Regions from separate parts of the Mus musculus genome. Here region 2 is linked to region 1. The links are chromatin loops, found by intact Hi-C in ENCODE. Cell type or tissue: gastrocnemius. All regions are shown on one strand. Each heading gives the region's core, and the rest is flanking DNA. Links, peaks and the distances in the headings are about the cores only. Region 1 has its middle 7.4 kb from the start of Mir804. Region 2 overlaps Tbc1d9b (TBC1 domain family, member 9B).

Region 1 (10,811 bases), core at 1,693-9,692:
TTGGATTTTTCTCCAAACCTTAGGTTCTGCTTTCCCACACTCTTTGTTTTGTTTTCTATTGGCGAAGACTGTGATTTTATCATACGTGGAATAAAGACTTCTGTTTGACCCAGCATTAAAAAAAAAAAATGTATAGGAAGGGGTGGCGCACGCCTTTAATCCAAGCACTCGGGAAGCAGAGGCAGGCAGATCTCTGGAGTTTGAAGCTAGCCTCTATAGACCTAATTCCAGGCCAGCAAAAGCAACACAGAGAAACTAAAAAAAAAAAAAAAAAAAAAAAAAGCATTGGGGCCACACATAGCATATATGTGTGAGATGGTGTGTGTGTGAGTGTGTCTCAGGAAAGTGAGACATAGCTCAGTGTTAGAGCACTTGTCTAATTTATACAAGGCCCTATGTTCAAACTCCAGGACTATAATTCATTTTAGAGATGGGGTTAGGTATACCAGACTGGAACTCATAATATCCACCTGTCTTTCTCCACTGCCATTTTTTTCTGATAAAAATGATGTGTCACCACACCCAATAGCAAATAACTACTTAAACATGTTTCTAGTATACTGGATGTTGTAGAAGAGCTGATAATACCCAGGAGAGGCTGAGTCACGGTATTTGTGTATTTGACTCTTTGGGGGCGGGGTGGGGGGGCTCTTCTTTAGTGACCAAATGCACATCCCTTGTAGGAAAGACCCACAGTGGGTGGTGAACTCAGAAAGCAGAGGTCATGGGACCAGAGCCTCTGTCTACAGACAAGCACTCTACAGTTCAACCTGCCTGCCAGCTCAGGTAGCAGGTAGCAGCTGAGATTGGAGCAAGGGCCAGAAAAAAAAATGGTCAGTGGTAAAGAGTGCTTTGCAGAGTGGAACACTGCATACATGTGTTTGCACCTGTAATCCCAGGTAGCGCCTGGAAGTCTGAAGCAGGAGGATTGTCTTAAATTCAAGACTAGACAGGTCTACATAGTTGCAGGCCAGCCTGAGCTACAGAATAAGTCCTTGCCTCAAATACACACACACACACACACACACACACACACACAGGAGCTTAATTCAGAATGGATTTGAGGACCCCTTTTCTGAAATACCTGGGACCCAGGAGTATATAATTTTTTTTATTGTTTTGTATTTTATGAAATTTTGCTTTATGTTTTGCCTACATGTGTGTGCACCATATAATTGTCCCGTGCCCTCTGAGGTCATCAGAATCCCTGAAACTGGAGTTAGGGATGGTTGTGTGTAGCAGTGAATTAGTTAAACCACTTTGGCTCCTGGCATACTTGACCAAAAGCTCTCTGGAACACACATAAGCCAGCTAACTTTGATATGCCTTGACTAGCTCAAAGGCTGGACATTTCTAATCCTCCCCATGGCTGTGACTAACATACATTTCTCCTCAGGATTCCTGGCTTAACACCTCCTTTTTTTTTTAAGACTTATTTATTATTATACCTAAGTACACTGTAGCTGTCTTCAGATGCAGCAGAAGAGGGCATCAGATCTCACTATGAATGATTGTGAGCCATCATGTGGTTGCTGGGATTTGAACTCAGGACCTTCAGAAGAGCAGTCGATGCTCTTAACCACTGAGCCATCTCTCCAGTCCCAGGACTAACACCTTCTAAATCTTACTTTATCTTTGCTGCCCTGTTACCTTCTGGGCAGCCCCACCCCCATAAGGCAGCATTTCCTTTCCACCTACATCATTGGATGCTTTCTGTCCTGCAGCTCTTAAATCTGATCCTCCTGCCTCCAACTCTCTTCTCTCTCTCCTGTCCCTGGCCCATGCAATCTAAAGACCCACCTCTCCTTTTCTGCCCAGCCACTCTGAATCTTTCTTCTTCTTCTCCTTCTCCTTCTCCTTCTCCTTCTCCTTCTCCTTCTCCTTCTCCTTCTCCTTCTCCTTCTCCTTCTCCTTCTCTTCCTCCTCCTCCTCCTCCTCCTCCTCCTCCTCCTTCTCCTCCTCCTCCTCCTCCTCCTCCTCCTTCTTCTCCTTTTTTAAAGGAAGAGCAACGCACTGTATTAGGAAACACACAGGAGCACTGACACAGGATACACAGGAAAAACCAAGCAGAGAAGTCAAGTCTGGGCTCACTCTTGGTTAAATGTCACCAAGGGGAAAGGCATTGACTTCTTTCCCTATTGTGTCACCGTTGCATTATCGGTGACTCTGAGTTTATTACTAATGTGCTCAATCAATGCAGCAGGCCAAGGCTTCTGTAGCTTGGCAGTGTCACGGGGACCTATGTTCTGCCTTCCTCCATTGTTAGCATGTGACTTAGGGTTGCCTTGTGCTCATGGTTGTCACTGATCCACATTCTCGACTCTTAGTTGTCCGGAAACGCAACTGGGACCCGGTGTCTGCTCCTGTCACTGTCACCTTCTAACCCGTAGCTATCATAGTGAGTGTGGGTCAGTGTGTGGAGGGGAGAGGACATGGAGGGGAGGCAGGAGCTCGCCCGGGGCTGTGGTCGAGAAGTGCGCATGCGTGCTAGAGAGCTTGGGGGCCCTTGCTGCTGGGGATGACTCTGGTTTGGGGGAGAAGGGGCGTGCACTCCAATCTCCCTGGAATCTGATCTTCAACCATGCAGCATGGAGCTTTCAGACTGCAGTCTTCCCACGCGGGCCCTTCCCCCATGCTTCCCTTGCTTGCTGCTTTTCGGGCACGCGCTCAGCTTTTCCCCTGTTTGGTAATTTTTTATTATCAATTGAAGGCAGCTAGGGGCAGGGACCCTCAGGTCTGGAAGCCCAGCTCTTTGGAGCCAAAATAAGACAAAGCTTTAGAACCAACCCCCCAACAGTTTTGAGCCACCTAGGAACTGAACCCAGGCCCTTTGCAAAAGCAACAGATGCTCTCAACCACTGAGCCATTCCTCCAGCCCTGTGTTGGGTTCTTTTTTAGTTTTTGTTTGTTTGTTTATTGGTTTTTCAAGACCGGGTTTCTCTGTATAGCCCTGGCTGTCCTGGAACTCACTCTGTAGACCAGGCTGGCCTTGAACTCAGAAATCTGCCTGCCTCTGCCTCCCAAGTGCTGGGATTAAAGGCGTGCGCCACCACACCAGGCTAGGCTTCTTTTTTAATTTATAGACATTTCCGTATACATACTGAGGTGTCTTAGAGGACTCAAGTCTAAAGAAGAACTTAATTTTATTTCATACACATAGTGTAGCCTGAGGTAATTTATTCAATGTATATGGTATTTGCCTGTATGACTATGCATCACGTGTGTGCAGTCCCTGTGGAGTCCAGAAAAGGACCTCAGATCCCCTGACTGAAGTTGCATGGGTTGTGAGCCTCCTTGTGGATTCTAGGGATCAAACTAAGGTCCACTGAGTCACTGTTTCAGCCCCTATTTGATTTTTTCCCCCTTAAAACCAGGTTGCACTCGGTAGCCCTCTTATTGTTGGTTAGAATCACAGCAATCCTCCTGCCCCAGTTCCCCAAGTGCTGAGATTACAGGTGTGTACCACCACAACACCTGATTTATCCAGGCCTGAGGATCAGACTCTGGGCTTCTCCAGTGCCAGGTAAGCACCCTGCCCACTAAACTATCTCCCTAGCTCGGAGATAACAGCTCAGAGTGGGAAGGTTTGTTCCAGTCCACAGTGTCAGAGGTTTCAGCCACAGTCTCTGGGTCCTATGGTTGCACAGTGTAGCATGGTGAGAGCACTTGGAGGAGCCGCTGTGTTCAGATGTCAGAATGCAGAGAGGATGGATCCAACATGCCCTGGGGGATACAGGGCTAGTGACCTCCTGCCTCCTTCTAGGTCCCACCCCCTAAAGACTCCTCCCTGTAGGTTTACAGTCTTTAGCTATGTTGTGTAAGTTTCCTCTGAGATTGAAACATTCCATCTTGCAGGGAAGCTCCTTAAGCAGGGAGGTAAACAACTCAAAGAGCTTCAGGAAGTCCCTGAAATGGACCAGATTCACTAGGCCCCTCCCTGCCAGAGTAAGCAATAAAAGATGAGAGTCCCTCTCCCATAAACAAAAGCTGAGCTGCACAGAGACTTTCAGAGGAGAAAGGCTTCCAAGACTCTGAGACCAGACCAGCTGTCTGGAGGAAGCAGACACCAGCTGAGCTACCTTGGAAGAAGCTGAGACCAACAGAGGACCTGGCAAGGCTACTCTCCAGCCTGTTGAGTGGCCTGCAGGCTGTGCAGTGTGCTCCAGGTTCCCAGCTTTGTGAGCTGTCATTCTTGCTGGGGCTGGGCTTCGGTGATGCAGCTGTCTTTGAGTCATGTCTGCTCCTTAATGACCCCTCACCCATATTCCTGTAAGTCATCACAATAAAACTCACTGGTTCCACCAGATTGGACTTCAGCGATACCTGTACTCTGGTGTGTTTCGGGTTCCCTACGTGGGATGAGCACACGTGTGTTGCATCTCCCCAGGAAACGTTTTGCTACACAACAAGCTTGAAGGCCTTTGGGGAACATTGCAGATCCAAACCATGAAAGTGCCAATTTTTGTTCTGGTGAATTAAGTCACTCAAAAACATTTTAGATTTTGCAGTGTTTTGGATTTCCAATTTTTCAGACTAGCCTGGGTTAACAAGACACGAGAAACAGGAGCGAAATTCATCGTAAAAATCTGTTAGTTAGCCAGGGGGTGACAACACTGGCTTTCGATCCCATCACTTGGAGGCAAATGGATCTCTGTACGTTAGAGGCCAGCTTGGTCTACAGAGTGAGTTCCAGAACAGCCAGGGCTACACAAACCCTGACTCAAAAAAACAAATAATTAAATGGAAAACAAACAGTAAAAACATGATAAAAAATAAAAACTAGTTTAGGAGACACGGCTCAGCAGTTAAGAGCACTTGTAGAAGACCTGGATTCAGCACTGAGAGCCCACACACTCTCACTTTTACCTCTGTTGCAGGCGATCTGATGCCCTCTCCTGGCCCATATGGGTATTACATGTATGTGACAGCCTTACATTCAGGCAAAACCCACCCATACACATAAAAATAATAAAAATGGAATAAACGCAGGTCTCTCCTCGGCTTGAAACTTGACAAGTAGGTCAGGCCAACTGGCCACAGAGATCTTCTTGTCTCTGCCTCACCAGCACCAGGACTGCCAGAACATGCCACCACACCTGGCTTTTTTTTTCATATGAGTTCTGGGGACTGAACTTTGTTGTACTAGAGCTTTACCACCTGAGCCATCTCCCCACCTGAGGAGCTCAGCTCTTATGAGGGGAAAACAGACGAGCAGTCTACTAGGAAACACAACCTGACAATCTGGGAACAGAAGGACTTGCAAGAACATGTGTAGGTTAAAGGGGAGAAACAGGTTGTGACCACTGCCCTGTGACAGGCCAGCAAAACATGTAAGACAACTGGGGAAAGTTGGTATGTGTGGGTGCATGTTATGTGTAGATGCTGAATGTGTGTGTGTGTGTTTTAAATGTATGTGTTGTTCTGTATGTATGCCTGTATGCCAGAAGAGCTCATCAGATCCCTTTATAGATAGATGGTCCTGAGCCACCAATGTAGTTTTGGGAATTGAACTTAGGACCTCTGGAAGAGCAGCCAGTGCTCTTAACTGCTGAGCCATCTCTCTAGCCCCAGGAATGTGATACTTTTAAAAAGATTTGAGGGAGCAGAGGATGGGGGAAGACCAGGTGGGTGCAGTGCCTGCAGATGTCAGATAAGGGCATTGAATCTCCTGGAACTGAAGTTACAGATAATTGTGAAATACTGTGGGTGCTAGGAATTGAACCTGGATCCTTTGCAAGAAAAGCAAGTGTTCTTAGCCCCTGAGCCATTTCCCCACCCCACAATTGATTGATTGACTGATTGGTTCATTGATTTTGAGACATGGTTTCTCTGTATAACAGCCCTGGCTATCCTGGAACTCACTAGGTAGAACAGGCTAGCCTCGAATTCATACAGATCTGCCTGCCTGTGCTCCCTGAGTGCAAAGATTAAAGGTGTTCAAACACTAAGCCTAGCTCGGCCCGTGTTCCTTACCTCTCTTATCAATTTGGTCCTAATTGACTCAGTAGACTGCATCAGACATTGCCTCTCATGCCCGATTCCTTCGGTCACGCCTGGCCTTCCTCTACTGTCTTGATATTTAAAGATATAAACTGGCAAAACCCAAGTGCTAGCAGCTAATCCAAGGTCCTGCTTTCTTCCCAGTCATGAGGAATTGAATGTACCCTTGTACTATGAGCAGAAATAACGGAGTAAACCTATAAAAAACTGAGCGCAGGGTTTCTGTCAGAGGAAAATGAGCAGCTTCAGTGGCAGCGAGGTGATGGCTGCACACCACTGTGAACAGACACCACAGCCCAAATTATACAGTCCCAGCTGTCCCATCTCTAGGACAGCACAGCTGACATAGTGTGTGTACCCGTTATTCCAGTGCTCAGGGGTGCAGACGGGACAATCAGAAGTTGAAAGTTATTCTTGCTTTTGTGAGCTTGAGGGCAGCCCGGGCTACATGAGGCTGCCTGAAAAACAAAACAAAAGCAAGGAAGCAAATAAGTAAATAAAGATCAGGAAAATGGGGGGGGGGCTAGCTCACTTGGTAGGATGCTTGCCTAGAATATACAGAGTCCTAGGTTTGATATCCAACACTGCATGAACTGTGGGCATAGTGTTATACCTCTGTAATCCCAACACCAGAGAGAAGGAAGCTGAAGAAACAAAAGTGCAGGGTTATCCTCAGCTAAATAGCAAGTTCCAGGCTAGTTTGAAATACATAATATCTTGTATCAGAGGAGGGGAGCCATCTAGAAACAGCATTCTAAGTAAGACATTTGAGAAAAATCTAGCCAAGAAGTGCAGAACCATATGGTATGTATTACTGCATTAGCTATATTAATTACTATGCCTGTATATTTTCCTGTATTAGTTATACTAATTACTGTGTAGCTATGACCAAACTAACTGACTAAAGAGAAGAACATCTGACCTGGCAGCTGAAGGCCAGGCGGTCCCTGTCAGCCTGAGACCAACTCAGCTACCACTCAGGTCGAGATTCAGCATGTTGCGTGGGTCCACTCCCCAGCATCTACTCCATCTATGAATTGCTGGAGCACGTGAAGGAGCCAGTCCTGCAGAACCAGAGAGAGCCACAGGATCACCAAGACTCTGGGCAACAGCAGGATGGACTAGAGGAGACTCAGCAATGGTCCAGTTATTGGTGATGCATCAGAAACTGGAAACTAGGCCAATGACTCATTGTTACAGTGAACATTTGCATGTAAAGCTCTTTGGGCAAACGCACACACACACACACACACACACACACACACACACACACACAGCTTCCAATGCCACTACAGTGAATGAATACATGATGGGAAAGATGGAGGAGCAGAGCGGTGTGTGCACTGTAGAGAGAGGTGGAACTAGAGACAGGACAGTTGTGACAGGTGTGCGAGAGAGAAGGCTGCAGTCGATGGAGGAACATGTCATTGCCTGGTAGGGTCAGCAGCGTGGTGGACAGCAGCCTGGAGCTTGCACAGACTCAGCCCCTGGACCAATCCCCTGCTGCACGGTCACCTTGGCTCTGAGCAATAGCAGGATGTCCAAGATGAAAAGTGGTTCATTTCCTGCACTGGATCTCCCTGAAAGATCTCCATAGTCCATACCTCCCCCAGAGACTATGCTGGTATCAGTGTTCTGTGCTGCTGCCCCAGGCCATGATGAAGCCATGTGGGCATCTGTGGTCTGTGCTAAACCCTGTCAATATCCATGGGGTATGCTGCTTCCAAAGTCCATGTTTGGGCCCGTGGTCATACGGCAGCCAGGAGCAGCGTTGACATCTGAGGCCTGTGCTACCACTGAGGGTCATGCAGTTGTCTATGGTGTATGCCACTATCTGAAGCCATGTTCATGTGAGTGGCCTGTGCAGGCTCCTAAGGCCATTTTGATGACTGTGGTGATCCATACTGCCACCGGAGACCAAGTGGGGGTCCTTGGCACCATGGATGTCGGTGGTCCATGCTGTTGCCAGAAATCACATAGAAGCCCAGGACCCGTGCTCCCGCCGACTGTAAATGGCAAGGAAGCTACTCCTGCAGTGGTATCGCTGACTGCAGAAGCACAGTTGAATAAGAGGGTCATAGAAGGCTCCCGAGACAACCCCTATGCCCTAGTCCCCCAAAGTAACAGCCTAAAAAGGAAGCCATCAAAGAGAACTCTTAGGAATTGTGGTAAGGATGCTATGGAGCAGCCCTCAAAGTTGATGGCTTCTGGGTGGGGAGGTGGGAAGGACTCAGTTCTTTAGGGGACAGGCCCTGGGAATTTGCCGATGCTCCAATGAGCATATGAATAACCCAAATTGGATTTTTCTTTCTTTTGTTTTTTGTTTGTTTGTTTGTTTTTTCTGAGGAGAAGGTCAGAAGGGTAGGGGGTAGACACGAGGGGACTGGGAAGTGTGTGTGATCAGGGTGGATGATGTGAAATTCCCAAATAATCAATAAAAATATTATGTTGGGGGACAAAAAGAATAAAAAGATCTTGTTTGGTTTTCATTTTCAGAGGGCTTAGTCTGTGAGTTCTTTGACCCATGGCTTTGGGAGAATAACACGGTAATGGGAGTGTGTAATAGGTTTTGTTTTTTGTTGTTGTTGTTGTTTTTTTAATTTAGTGGCAGAGGGGAAGTAGAGTTATTAGGCACTTTCCTGTTGCTGTGATAAAACAGTATGACCAAAGAGAACTTAAAGAGAACGTGGGGCCAAAGAGAAGCTCGAGAGTGAGGAGCACTGCTCGAGGGTGAGGAGCGCTGCTTGAGAGTGAGAAGCACTTGTTGTTCTTGCAGTTGCCAGTACCCACAGGGTGGCTCACAACCATCCACCACTGCAGCTCCGGGGAACCAGACACCTCTCTGGGCCTCTGCAGGGTCCTGCACACACAGGCATGTACACATAGAGTATAGAAGGATTTAAAAGAGAAGAGGGTTTACTTTGTTTTATGGTTCCAGAGGGTCTGAGTCCATCATGGTGGGGTCATGGCAGAAAGTGGCAGCCACAGTGGCAAGAAAGAAGCTGAAGTAGGTAAGGGAGAGAGATGACTGATCTTCGGGAGGACCTGGGTCCAACTCCTAGCACACACGTGGCAGTTCACAGCTCTCTGTAACTCCAGTTCCAGGGGATCTGACACCTTCACGGACACACTGGCAAACACCAATGTACATATCTGACACCTTCACGGACACGCTGGCAAACACCAATGCACATAAAACAAAAGTAAATTATTATTATTTTAAAAGAAGCTGAAGTAAACTGGAAGTGATTTTTTTTTATTTGTGTCAAAGTCCATCCCCAGTGACATACTTCCTCCAGCACCCCACCAACTGAGGACTAAGTGTTTAAATACCCAAAGTCTACAGAGGACATTTCGCATTCAAACCTCCATACAGTGAACATAGAGGAGGCCAGAGCCAGGTACAGTCTCCAAGAACACACATGCCAGTGATCTACTTACTTCCACCAACTAGGCCTCACTTATAAGGCCATGAGAAGTGGTTTGAAGAGGATGGCCCCCAGAGGTTCAGTCCTTTGCCCCAGTGAATGGATGGGAAGGATTAGGAGGTGTGACCTTGTAGCAGGTGTGGCTTTGTTGAAGATGTGTCACTGTGGGTGGTCCTGTCTCTCTCTCTCTCTCTCTCTCTCTCTCTCTCTCTCTCTCTCTCTCTCTCTCATGGCCTGCTCCAGCATCACATCTGCCTGCCTCCACACTCTTTGCCACAATGACTCACCCTTTGAAACTGTAAGCAAGCCTCCCATATTAAGAATCCATCAAGCGATTAAGCCATCATTCAGCCAGAGCCCTCATGATCTAATTATCTTTGGAAATAGCCACAGGGACACACCCAGAGTCTGGTGTTACCAACCTCATAGGGACTTCCTCAAACCAGCAGCTACACTTAACCATCAGCCCGGCATCTTTGCTTTGGGATTCTGAAGCCGCTTGGTGACTTATGATTTGTTGGACTTCATCGAGGAAAATGAGCCCAAACATAGACTGGCAGGGCATGGGCCTCATAGGAAAGCAGACCCGCAGGAAAATAGCAGAAGGAATGTGAGAACAGAAAGACAGACAAGGGTGCTGCAGCAAGCAGTGCGGTGCTGGGAGCAGTGGGAGCGAGCGCTCTGGGATGGCTTTCCATGGTGAGGATTTTGTCCAGAGGATGAGTGAAGACTTTTGAGAATGGTTAAGTGGGGTGGTGCGATGGCTCAGCAGGTAAAATGCATGTGCTGTGCAGAGCCTGCCGACCTGGGTCTGACCCCTGGTACAAGAAGAGACTTCCAAAAGGTGTCCTCTAGCCTCTGTACATGCACACGTGGACATCATACACACATAGGCACGAGATGCGTGCACAATAATAATTTTTTAAAATAGAAGGGTTTCCCCGGGCATGGTGGCGCACGCCTTTAATCTCAGCACTCAGAAGGCAGAGAGAGGCAGGCAGATTTCTGAGTTCGAGGCCAGCCTGGTCTACAGAGTGAGTTCCAGGACAGCCAGGGCTACACAGAGAAACCCTGTCCCAAAAAAACCAAAAACCAAAAACCAAAAAACCCAAAACAAACAAATAGAATGGTTTCTGGGTAACAAGCCCTTAACCCTAGCTCAGGAGGCAGAGGTAGAAGGATCTCTGTAATTTTCAGGCCAGTCAGAAGAGAAACATGCTGAGACCTAGTCTCAAAAAAACAAAAACAAGAGGGCAGGAGAGATGGCTCCAGGATTCAGAGCACAGAAGGCTCTTCCAGGGGACCCAGGTTCCATTCCTAGCCCCCACAAGGCTGCTCATAACTGTCTGTAGCTCCTAGGGGATCCAATGCCCTCTTCTGGCT
Region 2 (10,811 bases), core at 1,350-9,349, 200 kb before region 1:
TCTGCTGTTTGGTGTCCAGGGTCACCACTCGTGGGGGCCTTCAGCTTTGTATATGTTCAGAGCATTGGGAGAGGGGAGGGAAACCACTGCTTGCTTCTGTTGTTTCTAGGGGGTAAAGTCAACATTTCCTGAAAGTCAGACATCTGTAGCCATAGGCTCTATGTCCATGGATTCAGCCAAGCACTGAACAGAAACGCACAGAAGAAACTCCATCTGTACTGAACACACCCAGACTTGTCCCCTTGTTCTTCTCCAGACAGGATATAATAGCTGCATAGCTTTTCATAGCATTACACCATAGTAGGTATTATGAGTCATCCAGAAGTAACTTAAAGTATACAAGAGTAGGAGGCTGGAGAGGTGGCTCAGTGGTTAAGAGTACTGACTGCTCTTCTGAAGGTCCTGAGGTCAAATCCCAGCAACCACATGGTGGCTTACAACCATCCGTAAGATCTGACTCCATCTTCTGGAGTGTCTGAAGATAGCTACAGTGTGCTTATATATAATAAATAAATAAATCTTTGGGGCTGGTGAGATGGCTCAGTGGGTAAGAGCACCAGACTGCTCTTCCAGAGGTCTGAAGTTCAAATCCCAGCAACCACATGGTGGCTCACAGCCACCCGTAATGAGATCTGATGACCTCTTCTGGTGCGTCTGAAGACAACTACAGTGTACTTTACATATAATTAATTAATTAATTAATTAATAAATCTAAAAAAAAAGTATACAACAGTGTGTGCCTAGGTTCCCTGATGCTACTATATACCCCCTGTGTGTATCCTCATGGATGCCAAGGGACCACTGTATATTGAGCAAGTGTTCCTTTCCACACAATGGTGTGTAAGCTATAGAAAGAATGATTGCAAAGTAATTTGTTTCTTTCTGTTTTCTGCATATGCACACCTCTCAGGGCCTCACTATAAGCTGAGATGGCAGGGTTGAGTTTAGACAGGAACCACATAGTGTTCCTATACCCCAGGCCCTGGGATTCTACAGGGTGTCTGCTCAGGGCCCTGGAGCGGTGCTTGTATTTGGCCTCTTGTCCTCCTCAGGAGCCCTCGTAGACCAGGGCATCTTTGAAGAGCTCACGAGAGATGTCCTGCCCCGGCTCTCAGAGAAGATGCAAGAGCTGGGGGTGATCTCCAGCATCTCGCTGTCCTGGTTCCTGACCCTCTTCCTCAGCGTCATGCCCTTTGAGAGCGCCGTGGTCATTGTCGACTGCTTCTTCTACGAGGGCATCAAGGTGATCCTGCAGGTGGCCCTGGCTGTGCTGGACGCCAACGTGGAGCAGCTGCTGGACTGCAATGACGAGGGCGAGGCCATGACCGTGCTGGGCAGGTGACCATGCTGGGGGCGGCTTCTGCTTCCAGGAAGTTGGCAGAGAGCCCTCCCCTCCCCAGCCCTCAGCCAACATCCTATGCTATGTGCCAAGTACTAGACTAGGTCGAGAGATGAGCCAGGAGCAGGGCACAACTGTCCTGGTGGGATTCAAGATGCTGGAAGCAAAGAGGAGAGCTGGTGGGCCTGAGTGTACTGAGCTGCAGGCTGCCACTCAGCTGTAGTCTCGGAAACTGACCCCGAGCAGTCGTCCAGTGGGTGACACTCATGTTGATGTCAGGGGACAGTGGCACAGCAAGACCTCCAACCTCTAGCCAAGGCAGGGAAGTGCTTGTTTCACAAAGCTGTCCTAGTCATCTCCTCCAAGCTCAGTGCCCATTCCCCGACAGAGCAGACCCATACCAGGCTTGTGGCATGGCTAAAGGAACCTATCACCAAGCTCACACTTCCCCTGGCTTCCTCAAGCTCGTCCCACCCAGGTTCTCCTGGCATCCCTACTGTCTCAGTGCACAGCTAAACCTTTCTGGGCCAGGGCCTGCTTCAGGTGATCATGTGGGTCTCCACTCTAGTCTCTTTCATACCCCACAGGACTCTGGTCAGATCTGACCCTGCCCTCCCCTGGGCATGGGGACATCCCCCCTCTCATGGTTTTCCTCTGCACAAAGGAGCTTTCCAAGTCCCAAACCTGGCTTTCAGCTCACTCCCTACCTCACCCTCTCACTTACCCTGAATTCCTTATAGCCCAACCTGGAACACTGCGCCTGCCTGTTGAGCCAGCCCAGGGCTGTTGGGACCCTGCAGAATTGGCAAGGTTGTGGTCTACCTCCTAGCTAATATGATTCTTGGTCCTCTGATGTTCAAGACACTTAGTTGTGACCATGTTTATACCTCAGTTTCATGTGTATGTCCTACAGTGGGGTAGGCACCTGACCAGGGTGCCAGCTGGGATGGGTTGGAACCAGAAAGCCTCTTCTGCCTTGAGTGTTAGGCACATCCTGGAGAGCCTAGAAGGATAGGAAGGCCTGGTTGACCCACACTAGCCAGCCAAAGCAAGTCCATGTCCACTGGACATGGAGAAACTGTCCACTGAATGATTCTTGGCCCATTTCTTGGTAACCCAGCAGAGAGGAAGCACATTGTCCCTAAACTAGGTAGGCTCTGGAATCCACAGGCCCCTAGAAGATAACCTGACCTTCTCAGAGTTAGTGCTCAGGTGTCAGTGGGCGGCAAGATCTGTTCTCTGCTATTACCCTGATGGGAGCTCCCAGCCTAATAGGGGCCCCAGCGGACACACGACTACCTTCCTATAGGACTCCCAAGCCTGAACTCTGGCCCAGCACTTGGCTGTGGCTGTGGATCCTTTACTGCTGTCCTTTGATCTTGCAGGTACCTGGACAATGTGGTCAACAAGCAGAGCATTTCTCCACCTATCCCACACCTCCACGCTCTGCTGACCAGTGGAGATGACCCTCCTGTGGAGGTGGACATCTTTGACCTCCTGAGAGTATCCTACGAGGTCAGCTTCCTGCAGGGTTAGCCTGGCCAGCCTGTTCCCTAGGGCCTGTGGTTTTAGTTGATCGCAGGGACTTTACCCTCTGCCTTTGTCTCACTGATTCTCCGTTGGCCTGCAGAAGTTCAGCAACCTGAGGGCTGACGACATTGAACAGATGCGGTTTAAACAGAGGCTGAAGGTGATCCAGTCCTTGGAAGACACGGCTAAGAGAAGCGTGGTATGGTCACTGGTGCAGACAGTGGTAACCTCTGGCAGAGAGGGTCCTCAGGGCTAGCCTTAGTGGATGGCTTTTCCCAGTACCCTCTTCAGCCCCACCCTTCCCTGAGCAGAGTGCAGGATCCAACTTGTACTCTATCCCTGCACTGCCTTGGTGTCTGTGTCATGGCCAGGATGCTGTGTGGAATCCCACAGCACAGGTACTAGTGTGGGGAGATAGGAAGAGGCCCTGGTCACTTAGTGGAAATTTTTTCACCATGCACATCTAAGCCACAGGTCTTCTGGACTAAGGCCTCCTGGGCTGGTTTTGGTGTAAGCTTCACTTCTGTCCTGGATAGTGCCACTCTGCCACTCTGGCTAGCCTGTACCATATGCCCCTGCCTGAAGCCCTTGTCTTAGGCTGTTCAGGGGATGGACCTTTTGCCATCCCATGCACTGTTTAAACCTGTTCTTGGTCTCTGCCCTCGGCCTCCACATTCTCAACCCTCCCTTCAGGGTTCCAAGGCACTCAGGGCATTTTGCTAATTGAAGTAAAAAGACCTGCCTGGCAAATTATAGAACCCCTTCCAGGCAGCTGGAGCAAAGATGCCATCCATCAGCCCATGTCCCTCAGTGGGTCGGTCAGGAGAGAAAGAGCCCATCTAAGCACCCACCCCAGGAAGAGTTCCAGGGAGGGGAACTGCCTGGCAGGTAGTGGTGAAGGGTGAGCACACAGGTTCCCTCTCCTGAGTAGACCCACCCTCGTGTGCTTGGCCACTGGTGACAGCAAAGGGCAGCCACACCCTTGCTGCCCTTTGACACTGTTTGCATGAGAACAAGCACTTGTCTGGACTCTGGCAGGAACTTGGGCCCTCCACTACCAACATTTCATCTTTCCTTCTAGGTCCGAGCCATACCAGGGGACATCGGCTTCTCCATTGAAGAGCTGGAGGATCTTTACATGGTGTTTAAGGTGACAGTGAACACAGGGGTGGGTGGAGCTCCCCACCTCGGCTGTTAAGTCTGTCCTCAAACAGCAGCTCCTAGTCAGGAAACTCCTTGTCCCCAGTTGCAGTTCCTGTGAACCATGTGTGGCAGAATTTAATCTTTCTTGGCAATTAGTGAACAGAGTGTGCACATGAGCACCTCAGGTGTTACTCCTGAAGCCGATGCTTATAAAGACAGGGTCCCTCATTGCCAAGAGCTTACCAAGTAAGCTAGGCTGGCTGGCCCGTGAGCCCCAGCCCCCTGCTTCTGCCTCACAGCGTGTGATTCTAAAGGCACACCACCACAAGCACCATTGTTGTTGTTTTGCGTTTCGAGACAGAGTTTCTCTATGTAGCTTTGACTGTCCTGGAACTCACTCTGTAGACAGAGTGAATCTACAGAGTCACTACAGAGTCTCTGGCCTCTAACTCATAGGGATCCGCCTGTCTCTGCCTCCCAAGTGCTGGGATTAAAGGCGAGCACCACCACTGCTTGGTGCACCTTTTTTTTTTTTTTTTTTTTTTTTAGATCTCATGGTTACATGTACTTATGGTGGTGCATGTATAGAAATCAGAGGACAGCTTGTGAGTGTGGGTTCTCTCCTTTTATTGTGTGTTCCGGGGATCAAACTCATGGCATTCCATTTGGCCGCAAGCACCTTTATTCCCTGAGCTGTGTTTCCAGTCCCACACACCCAGCTTTTTTATGTTGGTTCTGGGGACCAAAGTTAGGTTCTCATGCTTGCATGACAAGCAGTTTACTGACTGTACTCTAATAGAGCACTCCTAAATAGCAGGGGGGAAAAAACAAAACAACAACAACAACAAAAATTCAACCCAACTCACACAGAAGAGGGAACACACCTACTCATTTAACTGGAAAGTTACACAGCTTCAGGCATGGCTGAGTCAGGGTACTGAAACTGGCTGTGACACTCCTCCATCCCAGTTAACCTCTGGGCTGCTTTTCCTGTAGGACTGTCCTGAGCAGCTCCTGGGTCAGGCTCTCAGGGACCCCGGTGGAAACTGAATTTTCTTTCTAAGTAGTTTTAGCAAAAGACACAGATCAGGCATTGGGATGAGTCAACCTAGGTGCTGTAGCTAAGGGGTGGTTTGGGCTGCAACAACCCAGTGATGGTGGGTAACCTACAGCCTTGTAACCCCTAGCCCAAGGGTGAGTCTGCACACAAAATTCAGGTGCATCAAAAGGAGGGGGAAGGGCATGGAGGGGCGCGGGGGCAAAGGCGAAAGTCCACACTCCCTCTGTTTGGTTTGGTTTGGTTTGGGTTTGGGTTTTGGTGGTGTGGGGTTGGTTAGTTGACTGATGGAGCAAGTGAGTAGGTTGGGTGGGTATTTTGTTCTGTTTGCTTTGGGGCTGGGTTTTCTCTGCATTGCCCAGACTTGCTTCACACTGAGTTCTGGAGGTCCAGTGATCCTCCTGCCTCAGTTTCTTGAGTACTGAGACTGTGGGTCCACATTGCCAGTTCCTGCAGTCCTTTTCAGCTACCTTAGGGTCAGTTGCCGAGGCGGCCACACTGTGTCAGAACAGTCAAGTCCATGAGGCCCTGTTCAGTTCCTCTGCTGTGCACTAGAGTGAGGGATCCCGTGAAAGCTGAGGTACCAGGCCAGAGCTCATTACCCTAAGAATATGGACAGATCAGGGAAGGCACCCTGGTAATCCTGAGAGTCAGGGCCCCAAAAGCCATCTCACCAGACGGTGTCCCCTGCAGGCCAAGCATCTGGCAAGCCAGTACTGGGGTGGTAACCGCTCAGCAGCCGTCCACCGAGACCCCAGCCTGCCCTACCTGGAGCAGTACCGGATCGATGCCAGCCAGTTTCGGGAGCTCTTTGCCAGCCTGACGCCTTGGGCCTGTGGCTCTCACACGCCTGTGTTGGCAGGCCGCATGTTCCGACTCCTGGATCAAAACAAGGACTCACTGATCAACTTCAAGGAGTTTGTGACAGGGATGAGTGAGTGTCTCACCCATCTTTCAAGCACCAGTCAGTGCAGCTGTCCTTCCTGAGGCCAGCAGGGGGCGACCTTGAGCCCTTGCCTATGCCAGACCTCAGCAGACTGTTCTACTGTCCCTCTCCTTGGGGCTCTGGCCCCAAAGAAGGTTAAGCTTTTCCATAGGGTCTTAGGGAAGCAGGAGGCCCAGGGCTCATTTGATCTTTCCTAGAGACCTGGCTAGGGAAGACCCAAACCTTCCCAGAGTGTGGAGTCTCCATTAGAGCCCACAGGAAGGGTCTGGGGATATGGCCTGCAGTGTGTTCCTAGAGTCTCCTTGCCAAGCATGTCCCTCCCTGGCCTTGCTCCACAGGTGGGATGTACCATGGAGACCTCACTGAGAAGCTCAAGGCGCTCTACAAACTGCACCTGCCCCCAGGTGAGTGACCTCAGGCTTCCTGCTGTGGGCTTCTCTGTCCCTAGACTGTCCAGAACCACGGAACTGCCAACACGCCACTGGACGGTTGTGGCCAAGAGGGAGAGAGTTAAGTGGAAGGGAGGCTCTGGGCCCAGTGGGGGTGAGGGTCTGGGGTTGAGGTCCGCCCTGCTGTTCTGAGCACAAGCCCAGAATGGGGAAAGGGCATGAGGGAAGATTCCAGTTGAGCTCCTCAGCCCATCAAGCAGGGCAACATGATCCAGAATCCACATCAGGGCAGGAGGCCATGAAGGAGGTACCAGTGAGACACAAGGTCCTAAACTGTCTTGTTCTTAAAGTAATTGTTAACCAAAGGTTCCTGTTTGTCCCAAGACAGCCTGGGACACTGCCTAGGCCACCTGCAGGTCCTGTCACATGTCCTCAGAGGCCCCACTTCCTTCCTCTCAGTAATGGAGCTGTTGTTAGGGTGGGAAGTTTCCTGTGGGCAGCTGGTGTGAGCCAAGCTGAGAGGCTCTATGAAGCTGGCCAGCACATGGCTCCAGCATCCTTCATGTGTGGCCAGAGCTCAGGATAGCCCCTAAAAAGGAGCTTTCCCTTAGTAGGAACCAGATCCAGAAAGGTGACAGTGATGGCCCAGGGTGCCATGCTTCCTCCTGTGGAACCACCCTAGGTCCTCTTGTCTGGGGCCTCCCCCTGAGTAATTCGAATACAGAATCTGCGGTCAGAATCAGCCCAAAGTGAGGTTATAAGGCTGCAACCACCACTCACCTTGCACCCCTGTGACTCACTGTGTGCAGTAGTGCCCAGTTCACTAATCAGAGCTCCCCAATGATGGTTCTATGGGTAGAGCTGAAGGCGCTCTTGGAGCACAACTCTCAAGTGAGGCTACCTTGCAGCTGGTGAGAGCCAAAGCCTGGGTTGCATCAGAGAACTGGGTTTGTGCCCACCACCTAATGCTTCATCTAGGTACTGGACTGCTTGGGTCCGACCACCCGTCTATGCCTTGCCCTGCTCCCTAAGCCCTACCACATCCCCTCCATACATCAGGAATGGTGAGGTCACATGGACACACAGCCTTGGGGATCTGAAACCTCAGGTTGCAGTCAGCCACTCCCAGCACATGTAGAGTGTGGGACAGGCTGGGGTATATTAATGTGGTACAGTTGCCACAATATAAAGTAAGATGAGTCAAGTGATGTGTGTGTGTGTGTGTGTGTATGTGTGTGTGTGTGCTCACGCTCGCGCATAGGCATGTAAAATGTCCCAAAGGAATCCGCTGAGCCAGGTCATCCTGTGTGGGAGGATAGCTAAGTTCACCAGGCCCTGGGCAGATGGATTATTTTCTTACTCAGCACATGTACTGCATTTCCCAAAACAGTTATCAGGGACTTAGCTCAGCCATAGAGCAAGTGCTTAACATACAGGATAACCTGGGGTTCAGTCCCCAGCACACACCCCCCACTGTCAAAATCAAGGTAGCAAGTCAGACACACTCGGAAGGCTGAGGCAGGAGGGTGCAGCGTTAGAGGCTGCCTGTACTACAGCGTGAGGTCCTGCCTCACCAACAAGTATGTCACCAACTCTACTAAAACTGTCCGGAGTTCGAGTAAATGGGGTTCAGCCTGGTGGTACATGACTGGGCGCGGGTGGCCTTTTCCTCTTTGACTAGAACTGGAAGTCTCCCCTGTCCTCACTGTTGCTTCTCTTGGAACACAGCTCTGATCCCAGAGGAAGCCGAGTCAGCCCTGGAGGCCGCCCATTACTTCACAGAGGATAGCTCCTCGGAAGGTGAGCCACTCCTGAGACAGCCAGCACAGCCAGCTGCGCTCTGCAGCTCTCCGTCTTCCCGTGGGGCCTGTGTAGGAGCCAGCAGTCCCACTGTGGGCTCCGGGAGCATGCCACCCTGGGGTGCTCTCTGGGAGGGCCCCACAGCACTCCCTGGGCCAGACTGGCCCCTGTAGACATTCTCAACTGTTGTTTCTCTTGCATCTCTGTCTCCCTGGACGTGGGCTTCTCCCTCTGCCCTCTACACATCCTCTGCTGTCCCTTCCAGCATCTCCTCTGGCCTCAGATCTGGATCTTTTCCTGCCCTGGGAGGCTCAAGGTCAGTCCCTAGAGGGCAAGGGTGACCCTTTTGCCTCTGGGCTTCATCTTCCTTTACTCAGAAGCCTGGATGCTTTCATGCCCCGGGGACTCTTTGGAACTTTGTCCTGTGGGGATAAATCTGAGAACACCCAGAGCCCAAGATGCTTCTGGTGGGGGCAATCTGCTGTAGATGGTCAGTGAGGAGGATGCATGCATGGCACACGAGACACGGAGCAAGCCCAGGGCTTCACCTCCGCACCCACATGCAAAAAGCTCACGCTTGTAGGAGAGGAATGCAGAGTTTTGTCATCGTGACTGTGAGACAGGTATGGGATGGAGGAGTGGAGATGGAGAGATGGTAGATGTTCCCCCTTGGGAAACCTCTTCAAGCCTCACAGGATTTTTTCATCACAAAAAATACGTATGCAGAGTGCCTGGTGGGACTCAACCTTTGCTGCATGCAATGCTCGTTGGGAATGTCTGACACGGTGAAGGCCATTCTGGGCCCTGGGTTTGGCAAGTGAGCTGGTCATGTATGATACAAAACTGACCATAACAGCTGGGAATGTAGCTCAGTGTTCGAGCACTTGGTTTGCATGTGGGATCCAGGGTTCTGTCCTGAGGGGCTGGGAATGGAATTTGGAGTATAGTGATGCATGCCCCTAATCCCAATACTCTAAATAGAGGCCAAGGTGGCAAGAGGAACTGGAGCTCAAGGTCAGCCTAGTTTCATGGTGATTTTTTTTTTAAATAAATGGTCTGGAAAGAGGGTTCTGTGGGTAAAGGCACATGCTGCCAACCCTCATGACCAGAATTTGATTTCCAGAATCCACATGGTAGAAGAAGAGAACCATATATACATGCCATATACACAGGCCATATACACAGGCCATATACACGTGCACACAAAACTTTTTAAGCCAGTGTGTAAAAGCTCACACCTTTAGTCTGAGCATTGAGGTGGTAGCAACAGGTGGATCTTGTGAGTTGAAGGCCAGCCTGGTCTACAAAGCGTTCCAGGCCAACCAGGGCTACATACTGAGATACTGTCTCAAAAAACAAAACAACAACAAGAGTTAATTTATTTAATTAATTTCAAGAATAAGGTCTGGGGATGTAGCTTGATGGTAGCACTCATGTCTAGATTAGATACAGCCCCAGGTTCTGGTCCAAGTAAATATAAAACAAAAATAAACAACAACAACAAATGATTTTCCCAGGTGGGTGATATACATCAGAAAGTGACACTGAAGGGACACTAAACAGTGTCCTAAGTCATCACTGTCCTGTGGACAGTGTTGAAGACTGACTGGAACTTGAACATGACCTTAATGTCAAGAATTAAATTAGAGAGCTTAGAGCGTGGCTCAGTAGTTAAGAGCACTGGCTGTTCTTCCAGAGGACAACCACATGGCCGTTCACATCATCTGCAACTGCAGTTCCCGCAGGTCTGATGCCTTCTTCTGGCTCCATGGGCACCCAGGTATGCACAAGGCATACATATGTACAACAGGCAAACACCCATACCAGGAAAATAATTTTTTTTTAATGTTTAAAAAAAAAATACAGCCGGGTGTGGTGGTACACGCCTTTAATCCCAGCACTCGGGAGGCAGAGGCAGGCGGATTTCTGAGTTTGAGGCCAGCCTGGTCTACAGAGTGAGTTCCAGGAACAGCCAGGGCTATACAGAGAAACCCTGTCTTGAAAAACCAAAAAAAAAAAAAAAAAAAAAATACAGGTTGGGCAGTGGTGGCGCATGCCTTTAATCCCAGCACTTGGGAGGCAAAGGCAGGCAAATTTCTGAGTTTGAGGCCAGCCTGGTCTACAGAGTGAGTTCCAGGACAGCCGGGGCTATACAGAGAAACTCTGTCTCGAAAAACAAAAACAAACAAACAAAAAAATTATGCCAGGAGTAGTAATATGCCCTTTTACCATGGCACTTGGAAGGCAGAGGCCAGCATATCCTGTGACTTTGAAAACAGCTTGGTCTATGTGACAGATTCACTGAGTCCAGTAAAATGAATGTAAAAAAGAAAAGCCAGGCAGTGGTGGCGCATGCTTTTAGTCCCAGCACTTGGGAGATAGAGGCAAGTGGATTTCTGAGTTCGAGGACAGCCAGGACTGCACAGAGAAACCCTGTCTCGAAAAACAAACAAGAAAAAAAAAAGAAAAAGAAAAGGAAAAGGAAAGAAAAGAAAAAAGAAGAGAAGAGAAGAGAAGAGAAAAAAGAAAAGAAAAGAAAAAAGAAAAGAAAAAGAAAAAGAAAAAGAAAAAGAAAAAGCAAGTTACAGAAGCCAGTGCACCTTTCAT

Evidence for each region. Hi-C counts contacts between places; a loop is a spot of excess contacts. Peaks named below come from ENCODE experiments on the same cell type or tissue, not always from the same donor. Only the 100,000 strongest peaks of a DNase experiment are listed, where the experiment ranks them.
Region 2: a loop joins it to region 1, with 2.6 times the contacts of the local background. A loop is called at or near these places in 11 of 42 quality-filtered maps.

What each region holds. Positions count from the first base shown.
Region 1 is chr11:50,359,867-50,370,677 of GRCm38, forward strand. No RefSeq gene overlaps it. Among named protein-coding and RNA genes, the nearest start is that of Mir804, 7.4 kb to the left of the region's middle. In gastrocnemius, for the core only: CTCF peaks have their summits at 4,890 (motif pointing left) and 5,093; a DNase peak (open chromatin) is centred at 4,901.
Region 2 is chr11:50,155,693-50,166,503 of GRCm38, forward strand. It overlaps Tbc1d9b (TBC1 domain family, member 9B), which reads left to right. Exons shown (of 22, transcript NM_001290760.1): 12 at 1,053-1,338; 13 at 2,725-2,854; 14 at 2,970-3,068; 15 at 3,951-4,019; 16 at 5,763-6,003; 17 at 6,354-6,419; 18 at 8,133-8,204; 19 at 8,470-8,520. Among named protein-coding and RNA genes, the nearest start is that of Mrnip, 14 kb to the right of the region's middle. In gastrocnemius, for the core only: a CTCF peak has its summit at 6,064 (motif pointing right); DNase peaks (open chromatin) are centred at 1,363, 5,844 and 6,054; H3K27ac peaks cover 1,012 bases.